Linked DNA regions of Homo sapiens: region 2 is linked to region 1. The links are chromatin loops, found by intact Hi-C in ENCODE. Cell type or tissue: endothelial cell of umbilical vein. All regions are shown on one strand.

Evidence for each region. Peaks named below come from ENCODE experiments on the same cell type or tissue, not always from the same donor. Only the 100,000 strongest peaks of a DNase experiment are listed, where the experiment ranks them.
Region 2: a loop joins it to region 1, with 8 times the contacts of the local background. A loop is called at or near these places in 1 of 110 quality-filtered maps.

What each region holds. Positions count from the first base shown.
Region 1 is chr5:95,258,227-95,266,226 of GRCh38, reverse strand. All of the region lies in intron 1 of MCTP1 (multiple C2 and transmembrane domain containing 1), which reads left to right. LOC105379085 (a long non-coding RNA gene) reads right to left here. Exons shown (of 8, transcript XR_948575.3): 8 at 6,631-7,192. Among named protein-coding and RNA genes, the nearest start is that of MCTP1, 23 kb to the left of the region's middle. In endothelial cell of umbilical vein, a CTCF peak has its summit at 4,689; a DNase peak (open chromatin) is centred at 4,726; H3K27me3 peaks cover 654 bases.
Region 2 is chr5:95,173,952-95,181,951 of GRCh38, reverse strand. All of the region lies in intron 1 of MCTP1 (multiple C2 and transmembrane domain containing 1), which reads left to right. It overlaps LOC105379085 (a long non-coding RNA gene), which reads right to left. Exons shown (of 8, transcript XR_948575.3): 4 at 7,193-7,346. Among named protein-coding and RNA genes, the nearest start is that of MCTP1, 110 kb to the left of the region's middle. In endothelial cell of umbilical vein, a CTCF peak has its summit at 3,684 (motif pointing right); a DNase peak (open chromatin) is centred at 3,611; H3K27ac peaks cover 922 bases.

The DNA of each region.
Region 1 (8,000 bases):
TTTCAACCATGGCCTGCATATTTATTTATCCTAGAACCTTGCAGGGCACTTGGATTGATTTTTAGGAGGAAAAATCTGTAGACTGGCCTCCTAACAGTAGGTCTAGATATGCCCAGAAATAAAAAGGAAGCTGTAGCCTGCAGCATTTACCAAAGAGACCAGGGTGTGAGGGGAACCCAAATTTGGAGTTTCTTGCTAATATGGGGTTCTGTTTCCTAGAAGTTGATTTCTGTTTCCTTCTTATGCATTCTTATATGAGACTCTTCTTTGGGTCTGGGCCTTTCAGAAGCGAGATTCCTTTGCCAGAGACTGAGATATCTAATAGAAGCTCTCTCTGATTATCCTCCTCAGTTGTCAACATTTGCTGACTGCCGCCTACACACATAAGGAATTGAAAATCTGTTCTAGATTCTGGGAACCCAATACTCCTGCACTCCAGAGATTTTTTCTCTTAGATGGGGAGGTAGCATATATATGTAAAAGATAAATGTCACTACCAGGTAGCACAGACATTCCACTTTTAAGTAAATAAAACCATGGGAATCCCTGTGTCTTGGGAGATAAATACAGAGGCTTAATGACCTCATTTGCGACAACTGCTTGAACAATTGGTCTGGTTTGCACCAGCAGTAGTGTACTCTCAGCTCTCTGTTCACTTCTTCTCATTGATTTCATGGCCATCTTATAAATGTGCTGGGAAATGTAGAAGCCTGCAGTCTGAAATCACCGTGAAGAAAGAGCTTTGTTAGAGGGCAGTTCTCAAACCTGAGAGGTGGTGGATGATTCAGAAGGATATGGATCTGTGCTTGTGCACTCTGGGCTTTGATAAATGGAAGCACAAACGATTGCTTCCTTTAAAATAAGCCAACCACAGGCCTAACTTATAGCTCCTTGCCTGGAAGCCCGATTCTCTGCTTGGGGCAGCAGCCTATGAAAAGGAAGCTGGGTAGAGCTGAGGGTGGAATGTGAACACCTCTTGGACTGAAGCTTGTTGTACAGAAGGCCAAGGAGACTGAGCTGCTGCTGGGGCTGACTCCTCATGTCCTGCCAGCTGGGCCATGCTTGGGAGCTAAAAAGGCACACAGTAGTTCCCCACATGATACTGGGAACATTTGAGGAGTGGTGGGTAGGAACGGAGATGTCTAATAGGATGGATGGAGTAGAGCCCAGGCACCAGGGACGGGCTGTTCATGAGCCTTTCATTGCAAGATACAGGAGCTCAACTCTTCCTGGATTAGGCTTCAAAGGAGAGTGTATTGGTCACACCTGAAAAGACCCAGAGCAGGCTGGATCCAGGCCTCAGTCATCAGGTCTCTGTCTTTACCCCACCACCCCCTGCCACCTTTCTTTCTTTCCTTCTCCCAGAATTGCTTCGCTTTGGACATCTCTCTCAGGCAGACTCTCTACTGGTGGCTGTCAGCATCTCTAGGCACACATCCTCCTCACAGCTGTGCCTGCCTGTGGGAAAGACCATGCTTGGCAGTGAGTGACATTGGGAGTGATTTGGACCCTCACTCTGTCCACTGTGGCCAGGGGGTGCTTTGGACAGGTCATGTGTGTCTTTTGGAACCCAGAAGTGAGGGGCATTCAATCCAAACACTGTGGGCTGAGAGTGGGAGAGAGGTGGGTCTTTAAAGGCAAATCAAATTGCTGTGGGCAGGCAGATATTTCCAGTGCCCGCGTGGGGTTTGGTCAATAAGCAGCAGTGGGGAAGATGAATAATCAGCCATCCAGAAAATCTATCTATGAGCTGCTGGACTCAGCTGCTGGTCTGAAGCACTGCCTTGGAGAGGGAGACTGTTTTTCTGTGTTTTTAATATAAAACGAGCATAGAGTATGGAATTTTAAAGTGTATATCAACTAGGTTTTTAATGCTTTTCTTCCTGAATGGATTTTAGTATTTGAAAAGCCATGCTAATGAGATGACTAGTTTTAAAGTTAGCTATGGTACAAATAACAGCACCTGAGTTAACCTAAAGGCTATCACATTGATGAAGTCCTAGAATTTTAGCAAAGAACTTAGAAAACATACTTTAGAGAGGTAGATACTGACGCTCAAGGGATAAATCCACTTACCATCCTCTTTTCCTCCTTTCAGAGCCTAGAATATAAGCAGTTCCTGATCCACACTCCACTTGCAAGCAGCTTCATTATACAAATATGCTTTAGTAGTGTTTACCCATTGCTGCCTCAGCTTCTTTTACTGTCCCTGTCATCACACTTTGCAAGAAGATGGTTTTTTAAGGGGATCTGTGGTTTCAATACAAAGGAAGAGAAGAAACAGTGCAAGGGAAGAATGGCCTAGGAGAGTTGCCTGCCCCTGGGTGGAGACTGGACTGGTTGACTTTGCCCATGGGGAAGAGAGGTGGAGGCAGACTGTCTTCCAGAGCTTGAGTAAGTCTTAACCTCTCTAAACCTCACATTTCTTTTCTGTAAATCTGGGGGAATAACATACCAACCTGATGGTGCTGTTAGGAGGGTACAATGAAAGTTCCTGGCACATGGCAATGCTCAATACACATTCTTTATTCTCCTCCACTCCATCACTTCTGATAGTCGTTCATCTCCACTTTTGAGGCAGCAGGTATCTTTAAAAGTTATACTGGTGTCTCTTGGAGCCTTCAGGAATGACCATTTATACTTTAGCATGAATTAACTCAGCTAGGTTCTTGCCTTCTAATTTCTGGATAGAACATTGTAAATTTTGAGCAGTGGGCGTGGGTGAGAGTGATTTAGCTCAATCTGTAGAATTTGTGGCAGCAACCTGGGCCTGGATGGGTGCCACAGGACTTAGTATGGGGGAGGTGACAAGAGGCTGGAAACTAGTGGAGCTTTGAATGGAGGTGCATGGGAAGGGAGGCATGAGATGCTAACTACAGACTTGCTTTGATCCATAGCTTGGCTGAAGAATGGCTCTGGGTCTGGCAAGGGAATGGGAAACTGCCCTGTTCTCCTCTGCCACCGTCCTGTCCCTCATGATTTCTTGCTCTCAGAACTTGGGCTGGAGCTGCTAGAAGTACATTAGGAGGTCTCATCTGGAAACCAACTCCCATTAGTGACATTGCTTCTCTGGGCAAATGAAGCCAGTAAACATAGCTTCCTAGTGAACTCTGGACCTTCCCCAGTTCAGGAAGCCAGAGACTGCTTGCACTGCATAGATAATGTTTTCATAAGGCTTAGCCTTCGTACACTTGCACAATTTTTCTGTCACATCTTAAAATGGAAGGTCTAAGCAGGAGTCACTTGTAGTCACTCCCTTTGCTTCATATATGCTTTGCACATAGTAAATGCCCCATAATGCGAAATCAAATTGAATAACAAATATATGATTTGTCTACTGATTGAAAAAAGCTTTTAATTTTTAATGTAGTATATAGAATAATTAGGGATAGATGACATTGTTTGACATAAATGAACTTTATTTTTTATTTTTTTAATATTTATTGAAGAGTTTTGATATTTTGTTAAAGTAATATCTCGAGGGGCTAATTAGCCACAATTTTTTGAGTTTTTAGGTTTTTAAATTAAGCTACTTTGTAATCCTGCTGAGAATTTCCCACATTGCTACAATTATGTTTACAAGGAATTTATTTTTCAAGGTTAAATAGAGATAATCACTTTCTCAAATAGAGATATTCTAACTTGATTTCTAATCTTCTAAGCACACAGCCCTCCATGCAGTCCTGTCTCAGATTTTAGTTCTGAGAACTGATTTGGGCATCTTTATCTCATTATTGGTCCTTTTATATTATTTTTATGTCTGATTTCCTCACATTTCCTAAAAATGGGTGTAATGCTTAAGAATAATGATGCTTTTGGTATCCTTTTAAGGTGTTTACAGAGTGTTTACCTTATGGGAGTTACTGTGCTTGGAGCCATGGGTAGAAGGTGCTGGCTTGGTTAGCCATTTCACGCTTGAAATGAACTATGTGCTCTTAGAAATCACCTGTGATCCTGTGATCAAAAAAATGTGTCTGTGGATTGTAGGATTGATTTTCAAGAGTTAGATTCCCTTAATTTCAGCTCGACTCATGAAGGTAAATGAACAGGCAAAGAGTTAGTGAAGGCTGACCTGTCTCTGCCCAGATCCCATCATCTCGAGATGGGCCCATACTCTGGCTGCTGGGACATGGACTGTGATGGCTTCACAGCTGTGCCCCTACTAGGCATTGCCGTTGGCCTCAGGACACAGCCTCTCCCAAAGTAATGTCCCTCCAAGTGGCCAGTGGCTGGTTGATGGGGGGCTATAAAGGCCCAGCCCTCTTGCCTCTATGTGGGGAAACTCTGCAGTCCCAGCCCCAGAGCTCCCTGTAGGACTGAAGGAGGCCTCATTTGAAACCACATTGTGGGTTAACTTCTCCTTCTGTCCAATCTTGATTCCTTACTTCCTCATGGGTGTATCTCCCAGGGCAGCCCAATCCACCCCCAATAAATTGGCTAGATGTACATCTCCATTGCAGAGAACATTTACAAGAACTCCGTCTGATTGACATCATTGTTGAATTTCTTGAAGAGATCTGTAAATTTTAGGAAGAAACAATCAGATGTCATAGAAACAGTGGCAACAAATTTTGAAGGGCTTGGTGACAGATGAACATTTTGAAGCAATCAGGGGAAGTTTTGCTGGTAGGGTTACACCCAGGCTTAAAATAACATTTATGGAAGGATGAAGAAACACAGATGTCCCAGAGAAGATGAGCGTTAGGTGGCACCAGAGTGCAACAAAATTAAATGGAGATTGCAAGTACTACAAAAAATCATTTATTACAGAAAAGAAATTAGATTTTTAAATAAGCATTTCAAAAAATCACCAAATGCTAATGTGGGAGGAATCTTTTTTTTCAGCTACAGAATCACACTGTAGCCGGGAGATTCAAGTGCTGCAGAAAATTATTATAAAGCGCCCACTGCATACTATTCATATATGTACTGCTTCATTGCAAGGATCAGGAAATGGTCTTCAGCTGTGAAGACCATTTGGTGTTTATTATGGATCAGAGTACAAGGTCTCAAAGTGGTTAAATGGCTTTCCAACAGTTTATTTGTCTGATGGATAGCAGTTACTCAGATATTTATTGAATGGATGCAGAAATCAATGAATAGGGCTGGGAACAAATTTCGGATATTTTCCTTACTATCTAGAGGAATAGAATCTACCTCGGAAAAGTTTCACAGTCTAATGGGACTTCAGCTTCTTTGGGTTAGCTACTGTGCATAATATGTGTTATTTTAACTTTTTAAAAAGGTAGAATGAACTTCCAGCAATCTATTGCAAGGTTGTAATCAAAGAATTGAACCAAAAATATATTTAGAATTGTTTATCACTCCATTACTTTTAATAGAAAAATTGGAAATTGCTCACATTTCCAATAATAGAGGAATGCTTAAGTAATTACAGTAAACCCTCTGGGTTATTACCTGGTCATTTGTTCTGTGCTGGAAACGTGCGAGGGGAGAAGAAAAGACACACACACAGCACCTTTAAGGGTAGACAGCCTTTATCCCAAGTATATGGCAATATAGATATAATAAGCAAATGATATAATAAGCAAATGATATAAGCAAAAGCAAATTGCAATGGGAAGGGGAGAAGGGAAAAGATATATATATACACACACATATACATATATGTGTATACATATATATATTTACACTCACCAGACTATGGAGGATTCACCATCAGACCAGGAATCAATAGCCTGGGCTCCAGAGTCGGCCACTCATCCATGCACAGACGAGGAGAGGTCTCACGATGCTTTTGCGCAGTCTGGAACCCTAACTCTTTTTGTAATGAGTTGTTTGGCATGATTTCCAGTCACGAGAACCCTTTGTGACTGGGCTCAAGGAACACAAAAAGGTCAACTTGTTTTTGCAATTGTCTATTTTTTTAAATAACTAACATATAGGAATAGACTGAAATAGAGATTTCTCCGAATCAGCACTGGATGAGCGCCTCAAGGGGCTCACACAACCTGTTCTGGGACTTGGTGACCATCGTTTGTGTCATGTTCAATTGAGTTCAAATTTAATATTTAACTTTTCCTCCACACTCAGCCTCAATTTGATACTCAATTGTAGAAAAATACCCTTACAGATACATGGGGAAGGCATAGTTGATACAGATTACAGATACAGGATAAGCACAGGAGAATTAAAAGCACAATTAATAAAAACCACACCCACCATGGCTTTTCAAGGAGAGTGATATTGTGAGAATTATCAGGGATATACACATAACATTCAGTATGCAGTCAGGCACAAACCCCTCCTTGGGCTGCGGTAAGCATATCTAATGCCATTCGATTTTGTAACACAACAGTACACAGCTGAGCAAATTCATTTGATAGCAACATAAGTCCAATGCTACTATCATTAAGAGCTTCTTCTACATGTAAGCTTAATATTTTAATTTTTTGCTGAAGCAGGATTGTACCGGTGGCAGGGGAGAATACTGTGATAGGGTACCACCACCAGGGAGTCCAGATTACTGGGGAGGGGAATATTATCCTGGATGGTGAATGGAATTAATGGCCACCTCTAAGTGCATCTCCCCATCCAATGTGGGGGCAGGTATTGCCACTCGTAGGATCTGCATACCCACAGGGCCCCCACCAGGGTACAGCAATGGTTTTTTTGTAATTATAGTGTATTAAGGTGTTATTAAAGCAGGAAAGAGATTGTGTTTCACTGGGGACAATGTTGTTGATTTCGAGTATGTGTTGACAGTTGTCTGGCAGGAGAAACCCCAGAGTAACATTAGAGGAGCCATTTAAGGCCTCCAGACAAAGTGGGGGGCTATATGGAATCTGGCCACCAGCACAGCAGTTTCCCAATATATACTGTTCCAGGCATATTGGGCAGGATACCAAAGCTTTTGACACAAGGCAAGGGTGGTGTTCACCTTTCGTCTGACATGGGCAAAGATAGATTTCTTCCTTTGGTCAAAGGAAGTCCAGGTTGGGTTGCAAGTGTTGTTGTTGTGGCCCCATTGGTAGTGACATAGCCATTCAGAAATGTTGGCAGGGATGATTCTCCAAGGTAGTCCATTTCCTGTGGCCTCTGGCAACTTGACGCGTAGTCAACATTGACTGTGGTTGGCTTCTTCTGCTGTAGTGGCTACCCAGTTGATGAATTTATTCTTGGCCTCAGACACAAAGACACAGGTGCTGATCATTAGTAGATAGGTTATTCCCTGTAATAACAAAAATGGAGGAGAACATGATATTGTTTTTAATCTTTAGGAAATTGTACTATGCCTTCATTTTCTGCTCCCATAGCTACAAGGTCACCAGCCTTAGGGGCGGGATCTGATGGACACTCTACCCATATTTTGGCTCCAGGATTTAAGCTACCTGTACCAGTGGATCTGAATCCCCCAGTTCTGTATGTAGCCTCTGTTGGGACAGAGATTTCCTCAGGGGTTAATTGTTGACAAGGTATCACTACCAATTGAGCATCATTTAAAAATGTTTTCAAAATATTTTGATAAGCATTTTTAATGAACTTTTATTTAGAACAGTTTTATATTTAAAGAAAAATCGCAAATATAGGGCAGAGAGTTCCCATGTACTTTGTACCTAGTTTCCCCTGTTATTAGTAGCTTACATGACTGTAGTACATTTGTTACAATTAACGAACCAACATGGATTCATTATTATTAACTTAAAGTCCATACTTTATTAAGGTCTCGTTAGTTTTTACCTAATGTTTCAGTATCCTATCTAAGATACTATATTACATTTAGTTATGTCTCCTTAAGCTCCTGTTGGCTGTGACAGTTTCTCAAACTTTTCTTGTTTTTGATGACCTTGATAGGTTTGAGGAGTACTGGTCAGATATTTTGTAGAATGTTTCTCAGTTGGGATTTATCTGATGTTTTTCTCACGATTAGACTGGAGTCATGGGTTTTTGGGAGGAAACCCCAAAGGGAAAGTGCCATTCTCATCACATCACATTGAGGGTACGTACTATCAACATGACTTATCACTGTTAATGTTGAC
Region 2 (8,000 bases), 84 kb after region 1:
CCTATGGGTTTATCAGTGGGAGACAAAGAGGCATCCAAAGTCCATGCTTTGCTGTCTGTGATGAACTGAATAACAAACACAGTGAGCAATCACTAACGGATGGTGAAAGGAGTGATGCAATTAGTTACTGATCATTATGCACATCTCTCTTTTCACATAGCGATTTGTGGACTGAAGGGCTGGTGGCAAATTTTGTATCTTATGCAATTACTTACTGTTAATCTACCATGAGAACTGAAATTTGAAGCATGCTGTTGAGGGACTAGGGTTTTTATTTAAAATGTTGTAACTGAACCCCATGCATATCAAAAGTGTGCTAAGTGAGGATTGTCTCTCTCTCTCTCTCTCACCCTGTGTATGTATGTGTGTGTGTACTTATAATGGAATATCAAGAGGTATGATAATTTTTATGAAGGAAAATGAAGAGGGAACAGGGATGCGAACAGGAAGTGCTCTTTTATATAAAGTCATCATGGAAGACATCCTGCTGAGCTGACCTTTAGGCAATCAATCAATAAAGCACTGCTAAGATTGAAGGAGGTGGGGAATATTATGTGGAAGGAATAGCAAATGCAAATCCCCCAAAAGAGGAATGAGCTTGTAGTATAAAAACAGCAGAATGTAGACGTGTAGCTAGAGTGAGCTAGAGGGAGAGAATTAGAAGATGAGCTTGGAGAAGCACAAAGAGGACAGATCACAGGAGCCCTTGTAGGCTGTGGTAAAGAGTTTGGATTTTATACTTTGTGTGATGAGAAGCTGCCAGACAGTTTTAATCAGAGGAGTGATGTGATTCAATATGCATTTTTAGAGGATCATTCTGGAAACTGAGCTAAAAGTTGACTATGGAATAGCTATAGTGGAAACAAGAAAACCCCTTCCTGGCTGGAGGCCAAGTTGGGAGGTTTTTGCAGCAGTTCAGGTGAGGAATAATGATGGTTTGGACCAGGGTTTTAGCAATAGGGTTTAAGAAGAGGTCAGCTTCAGGGTATATCCTGAAGACCAAACTGAGCAAACTGATAGATTAGGTATGGGCTGTGAGGGAAAGAAAGGAATTAAAGATCATTCCTAAGTTTTTGGCTAGGGCAAGTAAGGGTATAATGGTATGATATATAAAGATGGAGAAGATGGGAAGCAGCAGCTGGGAAGGGAAAATTAAAAGTTTTCCTTTAGATGTGATAAGTTGAGAGGAATATTATCACCTATTCTAGAGCTCAGGGAAGAGACGGTGGCTAGAGATACAAATTTGGGAGTCATTGATATATAAATGCTATTTAAAACCTCAAACTGGTTGAGAATCATATAGGGAGTTACTAGATACAGAACAGTAAGAGGTTAAGGACTATACCCGGTAGTGCCCCGAACTGTAGACGTGAGATAGACAGGGAAAGTTTAGCAAAAGAGAAAGAGCAGCCAGAGAGGTGGTGGAAAAGCCAAGAAAGCACAGTGCCCAGAAACCAAATTTTAGTAACATGTGAAGAAGGAGGAAGCTTTCAGCTTTGGTCAAAATGCTCCTAAGAGGTCAAGTAGTGTGGACTAATTAACCATTGAAACTGGAATATTAAGATCAATCTGGACCTAGACAGGGTTGTTTTGCTGGAGTAACATGGCCTAAGGCCCAACTGGAATGTTTGGAGGCAGACAGGGAGGTGGGAATGGAGAGGGAAAATAGTGACTGCCTCCTACATTGTTTCTTTGTTGACTTTTTGTCTTCATGACCTGTCTAGTGCTGACAGTGGAGTATTCAAGTCCCCCACTATTGTTGTGTTGCCTTCTGTTTCATTTGGTAGGTCTAGTAGTAATTGTTTTATAAATTTGGGAGCTCCAGTGTTAGGTGCATATGTATATTTAGGATTGTGATATTTTCCTGTTGGATTAGTCCTTTTATCATTGTATAATGTCCCTCTTTGTCTTTCTTAACTGCTGTTGCTTTAAAGTTTGTTTTATTCTGATATAGGAATAGCTACTCCTGCTTGCTTTTGGTTTCTATTTGAATGGAATATCTTTTTCTACCTCTTTACCTTAAGTTTATGTGAGTTCCTATGTGTTAGGTGAGTCTCCTGAAGACAGTAGAAACTTGGTTGGTGAATTCTTATCCATTTGCCATTCTGTATTTGTATTGAGATGTGAGCTACTATTCTGTTTATTGTGCTATTTGTTGCCTGAATACCTTGTTTATTTTTTCATTGTGTTATTGTTACATAAGTCCTGTGAGATTTATGCTTTAAGGAGGTTCTATTTTGGTGTGTTTTGAGGATTTGTTTCAAGATTTAGAGCGCCTTTTAGCAGTTCTTGTAGTGCCAGATTGGTAGTGGTGAATTCTCTCAGCATTTGTTATGTCTGGAAAAGACTGTATCTTTCCTTCATTTATGAAGCCTAGTTTCTCTGGATAAAAAATTCTTGGTTGATAATTGTTTTGTTTAAGGAGGCTAAAATAGGACCCCAATTACTCTAGCTTGTATGGTTTCTGCTAAGAAATCTGTTAGTCTGATAGGTTTTCCTTTATAGGTTACCTGATGCTTTTGCTTCACAGCTTTTAAGATTCTTTCCTTCATCTTGACTTTAGATAACCTGATGACTATGTGCCTAGATGATGATCTTTTTGTAATGAATTTCCTGGATGTTCTTTGAGCTACTCGTATTTGGATATCTAGATCTCTTGCAAGGCCAGAGGAGATTTCCTTGATTATTCCCTGAAATGTGTTTTCCAGACTTTTAGATTTCTCTTCTTCCTCAGGAACACCACCAGTTATTCTTAGGTTTGGATGCCTAACATAGTCCCAAACTTCTTGGAGGCTTTGTTCATTTTTAAATATTTTTTGTCTTTGTCTTTGTCAGATTGGGTTAATTCAAAAGCTTTGTCTTTGAGCTCTGAAGTTCTTTCTTCTGATCATTTTATTCTATTACTGAGACTTTCCAATGCATTTTGCATTTCTCTAAGTGTATCCTTGATTTCCAGAAGTCGTGATTGTTTTTTATTTATGCTATCTATTTCACTGAAGATTTTTCCTCTCATATCGTGTATCATGTTTTTGATTTCTTTAAGTTGGAGTTCACGTTTCTCTAGTGCCTCCTTGATTAGCTTAATAATGGGCCTTCTGAATTCTTTTTCTGGCAATTCAGAAATTTTGTCTTGGTTTGGATCCATTACTGGTGAGCTGGTGTGGTCTTTTGGGGATGTTAAAGAAACTTGTTTTATCGTAATACCAGAATTATTTTTCTGGTTCCTTCTCATTTGGATAGGCTATGTCAGAGGGAAGATCTGGAACTCAAGTGCTGCTGTTCAGATTCTTTTGCTCCATGGGGTGCTCCTTTGATGTGGTGTTCTCCCCCTTCCCCTAGGGATGGGGCTTCCTGAGAGGCGAACTGCAGTGATTGCTTTTGCTCTTCTGGGTCTAGTCACCCAGCAGAGCCTACCAGGCTCTGAGCTGGTACTAAGGAATGTCTGCAAAGTGAAATAGACTCTGTGTGGGTCCTTGCTTGTATTTTTCTTTAGTGTGCTGGTTTTGTGTTGGTTGGCCTTCAGCCAGGAACACAAGAGTGCACCACTGCACTCTAGCCTGGGCGACAGAGCAAGACTCTGTCTCATTTTCCAGAGCGTATCAGCTGCAGCTGTATAAGCAGGATCAGGCAGTGGGTGGGGTTATAGAGCTCCCAAGAGATTATGTTCTTTGTCTTCAGCTGCCAGGGCAGGCAGAGAAAGACCACTAGGTGGGGACAAGGATAGGCCTGTCTGATCTCAGAGTCTCCTTGGGTGGGCCTTGCTGCAGCTGCTGTGGGGGATGGGAGTGTGGTTCTCAGCCCAATGGAGGTATGTTCACAGGGGGATTATGGCTGCCTTTGCTGAGTCACACAGGTCACCAGGGAAGTGGGGGAAAGACGGCAGTCACAGGCCTCACCCAGTTCCCACATAGCCTGCAGTCCACTTAGGAGCATGCTGACCAAAGTCAAGAGTTTCCCCATTCTCAAAACACTACAGAAATTTGATTTGTAGGCACTACATTTTTTTGCTTTCCCACCACCTCACTGACTGCTTTATCGTAATCTCTTTTACTAAATTTTTCCTATTTTACCTCTACAATTTGGGATCCCACCTGGTATAGTACTTAACTTCCTCCTGTTTTCTGTCTAGTAATTCCTTATATGATCTCAACCAGCTTGGGTTTTAAATAGACACAAGCAAAATTCCAATTTTGGTTACCAGTCAGTGTACATTAACTGTGGTAATTGCAATAAAGCACAACTGCTACCTCTTCAGTCCACAAATCACTATGCAAATAACGAATGTGCAACTTGATCAGTGACCAATCACGTTACTCCTTTCACTGCATGTCTGTTATTCAGCTCATGCACAGATGGCAAAGCATATAGCTATGTTTCTTGTCGCTCAGTGATATAACTGGATAATAGAGCTTTTAAGATACTACTCTTAATGCTTAATGTTTTTTTAATGCTCCAGATAACCGTGATTCTCTTGGGGACTTAAATGAAAATGTGAATATTTGCTTTCTACCATTAAACATAACTTCATTAATCCAGCCAATGGATCATAGAATTATTTCAACTTCTAAATCTTAGATGGACTTTCAGACAGAGTATTAAACCGGAGATCATACAATTTATCTGAGTTTTGTAAAAGCACATTGCCTTTGGAGTCTTCCCTACAGCTCTGCCTAGGGCCCAACTCATCAGATTTTGGACTCATTAAATCTCCACAATCACAGGAGCCAATTCCTTAAAATAAATCTCTTTCTCTCTGTGTGTATGTGGGTACATGTAAATATAAATATATAAATATAGATATAAAAATAAATATATATTTCTATGTATACACACCCTAATTCTGTTTCTCCGGATAACCCTAATATATATTATGTGTATATATTATGTATGTGTATTTCATGTCTCTCTCTCTCTCTCAAATTAGCTGGGCATGGTGGCGGGCGCCTGTAGTCCCAGCTACTCGGGAGGCTGAGGCAGGAGAATGGCGTGAACCCAGGAGGCTGAGCTTGTAGTGAGCGGAGATTGCACCACTGCACTCTAGCCTGGGCGACAGAGCAAGACTCTGTCTCAAAAAAAAAATGTAGGTATATATATATTTTTATTTTTTATATTTGAGACAGTGTCTCACTCTGTTGCCCAATCTTGGCTTACTGCAGCCTCGATCTCCCAGGCTCAGGTGATTCTCCCCACTTCAGCCTCCTGATTAGCTGGGACTACAGACATTACAGGCATGCACCACCATGCCCAGCTAATTTTTTGTATTTTTAGTAGAGACAGGGTTTTGGCATGTTGGCCAGGCTGGTCTCAAACTCCCGGACTCACAAAATCTATCCTCCTTGGCCTCCCAAAGTATGTATATGTATTTTTAAATGAAAACTTATTGGAGAAAAAGACTTTATATCAATACTGCTGTTTTTGTTGTTGTTTAAAACAGAGTCTCACTTTGTCGCCCAGGCTGGAGTGCAGTAGTACAATCTCAGCTCACTCCAACCTCTGCCTCCTGGATTCAAGCGATTCTCCTGCCTCAGCCTCCTCAGTAGCTGGGATTACAGGTGTGTGCCATCACACCTGGCTAATTTTTGTATTTTTAGTAGAGATGGGGCTTCACCATGGTGGCCAGGCTAGTCTCGAACTCCTCGGCTCAAGTGATCTGCCCACCTTTGCCTCCCAAAGTTCTGGGATTACAGGCGTGAGCCACCACGCATGGCCTACTACTGCTCGTTCTTATGTGCCCCAGACCTAGAATAGTGCTGGGCATACTAAACAAATATTTGTTAAAAAAAAATACATTTTATCAATTAGAATAACAAAGATAGTTTTTAAGTCCTTTCACATCAAGTAGCTCATTTGATTTTCTCAAGGAGGCAAGAAGGCCTATAAATAGGAATCACCAGTATTTTATAGGGAAGAAATGCAGACTCAGAACGCTGGCATGAGGTTTTGGTGTTAGAGCCAGATTTCTTGCCTTTCAGCCTGCGTTTTGTCCATCTTATCCTGATATTCTGCTAGCACTTCTGGAAAACAAAAGGGTAATAGAGATGTCAGTTTTTTATGTTTTTGTTTTGTTTGGTTTTGAGAAAACCTTATGTAATTTTTCTTTCTTTTGGAGTGAACTGAATTCACTGGGGGAAGCATGTGCTGGAGGCCAGCAACATCCTGGCAGGTGTGAGTGGGTGGGCCTCTGAGGGCCGTGCTGAGGACACCTTGTTTACGTAGAGGAAACAGGACTGCAGAAAGGCATTTCTCCTTACACTTAAAATCCAGTTGTGCTGAAAATCTGGACCTACCCATAAGCTATTTCAAGCAGTCTTCACCAAAGCCATCCTTTAGAATGCTTTAGAATTTGATTTGCAAGTGGATTTTTCTGTTATGGGAGTCAGGGTTTATTGTGTGGTAGGAGGAGAATTTACTTTGGATATTCTTTTAATTCCTTCCATGTGCCCCAAATGTTTTTCTAATTGTTCCTCAGCTGAGAAGATAGCTTCATGAAGGAATAGAGGGAAAGGGTACCAATGTTTGTTGAAACAGGTGCCAGTCAGCCACACTGAGTGAAAACCAAACTGAGTCCAGGAACACGAGTTTGGTTTCAAGCTTCTTGTGCCATTTCCTGCGTGTTTGCCTGCTAAAGGGCAGTTGAGTGTTCAAAGCTATCCCTCTCAATTGAAAACTCATCTGACAATAATGAAGCGTGTCAGCTCAGAAAGGCATTAGGAGCTGGAGACATAGCCAAGTGCTTGTATTCAACATTGATTAATGAATTGGTTCTAATCTCAGAGCATCATTTTCACTTATAATTTTTAACTCAAAAAATTGATTTAAAAGTGCAATATAAGTTTAATTCTATTTTTTTCCCACTGTGTCTGGAGAACAAGTTTTTTTCTTGCATTTTTCCCTTTTTCCCTCAATTTACTTAAGCATAGATTTTATGTCATTCTCTCATCACATACCAAAAAACTTAGCAGTTGTGCCAATATAATAAATGTTGAAGTAAGAAAGACAGGGAGACAAATGGAAAAAAAAGAGAATACAAAAAGTATGGCTAACATTATGTAAGAAGAAAAATACAAATGGCTTTCTAGTAACCAAATAAGATGTACACATGAACTTCATAAATATCCTATTGCTTTGTGGAGACTTTCGTTTTATTTTAGAATAATTAAAAATAGTAATTAACAGTTTATTGAGTACTTACTTTATGCCAGGCTCTGTTCTCAGGACTACTCATGAAATAACTCACAGAATCCATACAGCAACCTTATGAAGGAGGTCTGAGGGGAGTCCCCATTTTACATGTGAATTACGCTGTGAGGCAAGGGAGCTGAAGTAGTTTGCCAAAGGTCACACACCTAGTAAGTAGGGGAACAGATTCAAACAAGAATGAGACAGACATTTTCTGTTATTTTTCACATGCAAAAATGTCTCTATTCTACCTCACCATTTGATTAATAATTCTGGGCTAAGAAATAATTTCTTTTAGAATTTGAAGGCTTGTTCTTATAACTTTTAACTTGTAATATTTTTTTGAGAAATCTAAGCCATTTTGATTTCTCATTCTTTGCATATGGCTAGTTTTTGGTTCTTGGGTTTAGTATCTTTTCATTATCTCTGATTTTGAAATTTTATGATAATGAGCATTAATAATTAATACGGGTTTTGAAAAAAATGTGCTGGACAGTTGATGGGCCATTTTATATGATACATGGTCTTCATTTTGGGGAAGGTTTATTTTCGTCCTCTTTTGATCCCATCATTATCCCTCTGATTTCTCTTTGGAGCATGCATTTATTCATTCAACAAATAGTTATCATGCCCCTCCCCTAGCAAGGCATTGTAATTCTGTGCTAGAGGTAATAGCAGTGAACAAAACATTGCCCTCATGGAGCCAATTTGATATTGGGCCTTCTTGATTGACCCTTTAATTAGCTTGTTTTTCCTGTAGTCCATCCTTTCAACTACTTTATATTATTTTCTGAAATATTTCCTTGGCTTTTTCTTCCATT